Regions from separate parts of the Homo sapiens genome. Here region 2 is linked to region 1. Evidence: read pairs that join two places in POLR2A ChIA-PET (ENCODE). Cell type or tissue: B cell. All regions are shown on one strand. Links, peaks and the distances in the headings refer to the core of each region. The heading gives the core; the rest is flanking DNA. Region 1 has its middle 6.8 kb from the start of RIN2. Region 2 overlaps RIN2 (Ras and Rab interactor 2).

Region 1 (2,912 bases), core at 252-2,751:
TGCCTCCAATTTTTTCTTGCATGACAGCCAAGAGCCCTCTCTTGGGACCTGGATCGGGATCCCTTTCCGGTAATGCTTTTTCTTCAGATTAACTAAGGATTCATATAATATTTTAAATATTTAAATAATTCATAAACATGCAACTTGAAAAGTTAAGGGCCCATGCCAGGCACAGTGGCTCATGCCTGTAATCCCAACACTGTGGGAGGTCAAGGGAGGCGGATTACTCGAGCCCAGGATTTTGAGACCAGCCTGGGCAATATGGTGAAACCCCGTCTCTACAAAAAATACAAAAATTAGCCAGGCATGTTGGTGCTCGCCTGTAGTCCCAGCTACTTGGGAGGCTGAGGTAAGAGGATCACTTAAGCCTGGGTGGTGGATGTTGCAATGAGCCAAAATTGTACCACTGCACTCCAGCCTGGGTGACTGAGAAAGACTGTCTCCAAAAGAAAAAAAAAATGTTAAGGGCCCAGTAATCCCACACTCCAGGGATAATCACTGACTCCTTTCTTTGAGATTCTGAAACAAAGATATAAGTTAAAAAGTAGAAAGAATGTATCTTTTTCAATGTCCCTTCCTTCTTAGAAACTCCTCTCTCTTGTGAACCATATCTTTGGAGAGGGAGATGCAGTTATATAAGCACTGTTTAGGTAATTTCTAATACATGGAAATAGTTAAGTATCTTCTGATATTCTCTACTGTCTTCTGGGGTAGCTATGCTATGGTGCTTGAGCAGGGTAATGTTACCCAGTATCAGCAGCCACCAACAAAAAAGAATTGCCATAATGATTATGATGATGATTTTATAGCGCAGGGTCCAGAGTAAAAAATTGCACTTTTCAAATCATTTACACATGACACTCACTTCTACCTGTTCTGCTCAGCAGAGAGGAGAGGAGAGGAGAGAAACAAATTGCTGAGTTGCCAGCTCTGGGCAATGCTTCCAGAACCAACAGTGCTTGGTTTACTTTAAAGGGGAAATAACTTCATTAGAAATGACATTTTCTTGGCTAGCTGGTCCCCAAGCCTGCAAAAGTGCCCCATGAGCACTTGTGCTCTCTGCAGCTGACTGAAGCGGCCACTTGAGTCTCTTGGGACCCTCAGATGGGAGGTCAAATCTGCCAAAAATGAGATAAGTCCATGTGTCCTCACGGGTTTTCTTTGATGAGTATCTCTGTTATAAGTGCAGCCTCCCCAGCACTCTCTCTTCCTCTTCCTGGTTTAGCTTGAATACTGTGGCTTGACTACCACACATTCACCTTGTTTGTCTGGTTTATTGCCTCTCCCTCCCGATTAGATTGTGAGTTCAGAGAGAACAAGGGGATTTTTCTGTTTAGCTCACTGCTGTAGCTCCAGTGCCTATGACAGTGCTTGGCGCATAGTAGGTACTCAATAAACACTTTTGAATAAATAACCCCCGAATTCATTTCTATGGTAAAAGATGTTTTCCTGGGGAAGGGCAGAGCAAAATGGCCCCCAAGTTCTGGAAAAGACTGAGATTCTAGGACCATCCATGCATGGAGCAATGTGGGCAGAGGAAGCATGTTTTCAAGAGAGTGGGTGGAAGGGGAGAAAGGAAAACTTGACAGGAAGAAAGGAGCAGAGGCCGGGTGTCTTCAGCACTTACCTGGCACCCTTTATCTATAAAACCGGGTCCCTCTGCAGCTGAAAAAGGAAGAGAAGAGAGAGGGACATGGGGCCAGGTCTACCTGTCTGTCCACTTCTCCCTTTTGCCCATGTATCCAACCTCTTAGGAATTGCTGTCAGCTCAACCTTCAAAATAATTAAGAATCCAACTACCTCTCTCCACCACCCCTGCTCTGAGCCTGCTACCAGCCACCATCTCTAGCCTGAACTATTTCAATCGCCTCCTCGCTTATTTCCACCTCTGCCCGGACAGTGGGCTCTCCAAACAGCATTAGACTGAGCTCTCAGCAATAACAGATCAGGTTATCCTCTGCTCAAACCCTTACGGCTCAAATCCCACCTTCCCTGAGGACTACTCTGACCACACTTTCATGCGCGTCTGTGTGAAGAGACCACCAAACAGGCTTTGTGTGAGCAACATGGCTGTTTATTTCACCTGGGTGCAGGTGGGCTGAGTCCAAAAAGAGAGTCAGCAAAGAGTGGTGGATTATTATTAGTTCTTATAGGTTTTGGGTTAGGCAGTGAAGTTAAGAGCAATGTTTTGTGGGCGGGGTGGATCTCACAAAGTACATTCTCAAGGGTGGGGAGAATTACAAAGAACCTTCTTAAGGGTGGGGGAGATTACAAAGTACATTGATTAGTTAGGGTGGGGCGGGAACAAATCACAATGGTGGAATGTCATCAGTTAAGGCTATGTTTACTTCTTTTGTGGATCTTCAGTTACTTCAGGCCACGTGGATGTATACGTGCAAGTCACAGGGGATGCGATGGCTTGGCTTGGGCTCAGAGGCCTGACATTCCTGCCTTCTTATATTAATAAGAAAAATAAAACAAAATAGTGTTGAAGTCTTGGGGCGGTGAAAATTTGTGGGGGTTGGTGTGGAGAGAGAATGGGCGATGTTTCTCAGGGCTGCTTCGAGCGGGATTAGGGGTGGCGTGGGAACCTAGAGTGGGAGAGATTAAGCTGAAGGAAGATTTTGTGGTAAGGGGTGATATTGTGGGGTTGTTAGAAGAAACATTTGTTGTGTAGAATTATTGGTGATGGCCTGGATATGGTTTTGTATGAATTGAAAAACTAAATGGAATAAGAGAAGGAGAAAAACAGGTATAAAAGGTCTAAGAATTGGGACGACTCAGGACATCTGATTAGAGAGTGCCTAAGGAGATTCAGCATAGCCCTGCCAGCAAAGATTATTTACTTCAAGAGTTAAGAATGGCAGTTTGGGGATAGCACGAGGCAAGCGTGATCAGGGTGAGGAACAGCA
Region 2 (2,912 bases), core at 146-2,645, 60 kb after region 1:
TCCTGTTCTGCCTGATCTCCACCGAGAACACATGATGGGGCCTCATGGGAGTCCACAGAGGAGGACGCCTACTGCCTGGACCTTGAGCAGAGACTTCACAAGGTGCACACATACATGAACCACATGTCACAACCCACAACCACTACAAGAAGATGGCCCAAGACCTGGCCCAGAAATTGAAGAAAGACACTTCCAGTTTTCAGAGGGAGATCCTCTGCCACAAGAGAACAGCCCAGGAAAGCTAGATGGCCGCTGCGACCACTGAGATAGAACTCCAGGTGCTGCAGAAAGAAAATGACTACAGCAGGCAGAAGCCGGCTGACTGCAAGGCCAAGTTGCAGCCTTTCCTGAGTGGCCCTTTGGCTCCTAGGGCTCCACCATCCACAGCCCACAGGAGCCCAGAAGTGCCAAGAGGGGCCAGGCGTGGTGGCTCACACCTGTAATGCCAGCACTTTGGGAGGCCAAGGCAGGTGGATTTCTTGAGGTCAGGAGTTCGAGACCAGCCTGGCCAACATGGCAAAACCCCGTCTCTATTAATAATACAAAAAAAAAAAAAAAAAGCCAGGTGTGGTGGTGCATGCCTGTAGTCCCAGCTACTTGGGAGGCTGAGGCATGAGAATCACTTGAACCTGGGAGGCAGAGGTTGCAGTGAGCTGAGATTGTGCCACTGCACTCCACCCTGGGTGACAGAGTGAGACTCTGTCTCAAAGAAATGAAAAAAGAAGTGCCAAGAGTACCATGGGCTGCCAGGGCCCCCAGGAGGGAGGTGGGTCACAATGTGAGCGCTTGGGTCCAGAGCACCTACCGATTTGATTCTGTTTTCCCTTTAGCCAAGTTCTGAATGCCCAGAGCCTCGGCAGAACATCAGCCGGTGCTGCTCCCTTTAAAGCACTTTTGATTGCTCTCTCGTTAGTTTAGCTACAGCTTATTGATGCTGAAATTGCTCTTATTGAAGTTTGATCATGTTAAGATTATAAGGTACTTTTTTTTTTTTTTTTTTTTTTTTTTGAGACGGAGTCTTGTTCTGTCTCGCCCAGGCTAGAGTGCAGTGGCGTGATCTCGGCTCACTGCAAGCTCTGCCTCCCGGGTTCACGCCATTCTCCCGCCTCAGCCTCCCAAGTAGCTGGGACTACAGGCACCCACCACCATGCCCGGCTAAATTTTGTGTGTGTGTGTGTTTTTTTTTTTTTTAGTAGAGACAGGGTTTCACCGTGTTAGCCAGGATTGTCTCGATCTCCTGACCTCGTGATCCGCCCGCCTCGGCCTCCCAAAGTGCTGGGATTACAGGCGTGAACCACCGTGCCCGGCCAAGGTACTGTTTTTCAAATAACGATTGTTTAATATAAAAAAAAAATGCACAAGGATAAAGCGGAAAGTACCAGATGTATAAACCAATTAGTAACTGTCGCTTCTTGGTGGTGGTTTATTTTGGTCCCCCTGAGACAAGGATTTAGATGCAGTAATTTATTTGGTGAGTGATTCCAGAAGGATGGAGGAGGGGTAGGGAAATGGGAGAGAGAAGGGAAAGAACGAGTGTTAAAGATCAGATGCCACCATTGGCAACGGGGGCTCAGTGGCGCTAGGAGCTCTGCGAGGTGCTGGAGACCTCACCTGCGAGTGGTTTTACCCACAGAGTAAGGGAGCTGGGGTGTTTATCCACAACTTCCTTCCATCATTGGTGAGGACTGCTCCAAAAGGCAGTAACTTCCTGGCACTTCTGGCCACCCATGCGTGATTCAAGTATGCTCCTGTCACCAGAGAGACTTCAGGAAGAGACTCACGGGTACCTGCAGTGGGAAACCCTTGGCATGGATGGGAACAGTGGGTGTGGAGGGGACAAGGGAGGCACCATGAGCATCCATCACAGGGTGCTTAAGAGATTTTGAGGCAAGGAACTAATTTGTAGCTTTTAAAACTGAACGCAGAAACTGTATGCCTACAAGGTCTTTGGTCTGAATGGAGAAATGAGATCTTTTCGTTCATGGCTATTTGAGTTACTTAAATTTGGACACAATCATACAGCGAACCATTATAACCACTAAAAAATGAGGGCCATCTCCTGTGCTAATATGAAACTCTCTTTGAGTTATAGTTTTGAGTAGAAAAAAGCACAGTACAAACAATATTTAGAATATGCTCCCATTTTAAAAAAAAAAAGCTTTGTTTGGGTATAATTTAAATACCACAAAATTTACCTATTTTAAGTGTACCAGTGTAGTGTTTTAGTAAATTTATACAGCTTTCCAGAAACTTTACATAAGTGGAACTATACCATATATGGTCTTTTGTGCCTGACTACTCCCACTCAACATAGTGTTATTAAAGTCATCCACGTTGTAGCAGGTATCAATAGCTTGTTCTTTTTTTTTACCACTGAATAGTATTTCATTGCATGGATTTATCACACTTTGTTTATCCATTCTACATTTGGACTGTTTTTAATTTTATTGTTATAAATCATGCTATTGTGAACACCCACATACAAGTCTTTATGTAGACACATATTTTCACTTCTCTTGAGTAAATACCTATGAGTGGAATTTCTGGGTGATGTGTTAAGTTTATGTTTATTTCTTTAAGAAACTACCCAACTGTTTTCCGAAGAGACTGTACCATTTTATGTTCCCATCAACTATGTATGGTGCTTCCAGTTCTCTGAGTCCTCATTGACAGTTGGTAATATCACTCTTTTCTATTTCAGCCATTCTGATAGATGTGTTGTGGCATCTTATTGTGGTTTTAGCCTTTCCCTACAGACTAATGATGTTAAGCATCTTTTCATGTGCTCATTTGCCATTTGCATAGCTTCTTTGATAAAATGTCTGTTCAAATCTTTTGCTTATTTTGTGTTGGGTTGTTTTTCTCCTTCCTGAGTAGTAAGGGTTTGGATAATTGCAATTATTTTCTGTAAG

What was found. ChIA-PET counts read pairs that join two places held together with the same protein. Peaks named below come from ENCODE experiments on the same cell type or tissue, not always from the same donor. Only the 100,000 strongest peaks of a DNase experiment are listed, where the experiment ranks them.
Region 2: POLR2A ChIA-PET joins it to region 1 with 10 read pairs; 5 of 35 experiments call an interaction of 5 or more read pairs at or near these places.

Annotation. Positions count from the first base shown.
Region 1 is chr20:19,750,033-19,752,944 of GRCh38, forward strand. No RefSeq gene overlaps it. Among named protein-coding and RNA genes, the nearest start is that of RIN2, 6.8 kb to the right of the region's middle. In B cell, for the core only: no CTCF peak of the experiment used is centred there; a DNase peak (open chromatin) is centred at 1,199.
Region 2 is chr20:19,809,702-19,812,613 of GRCh38, forward strand. All of the region lies in intron 2 of RIN2 (Ras and Rab interactor 2), which reads left to right. It also overlaps the pseudogene LOC100421663. Among named protein-coding and RNA genes, the nearest start is that of RIN2, 53 kb to the left of the region's middle. In B cell, for the core only: no CTCF peak of the experiment used is centred there; no DNase peak of the experiment used is centred there.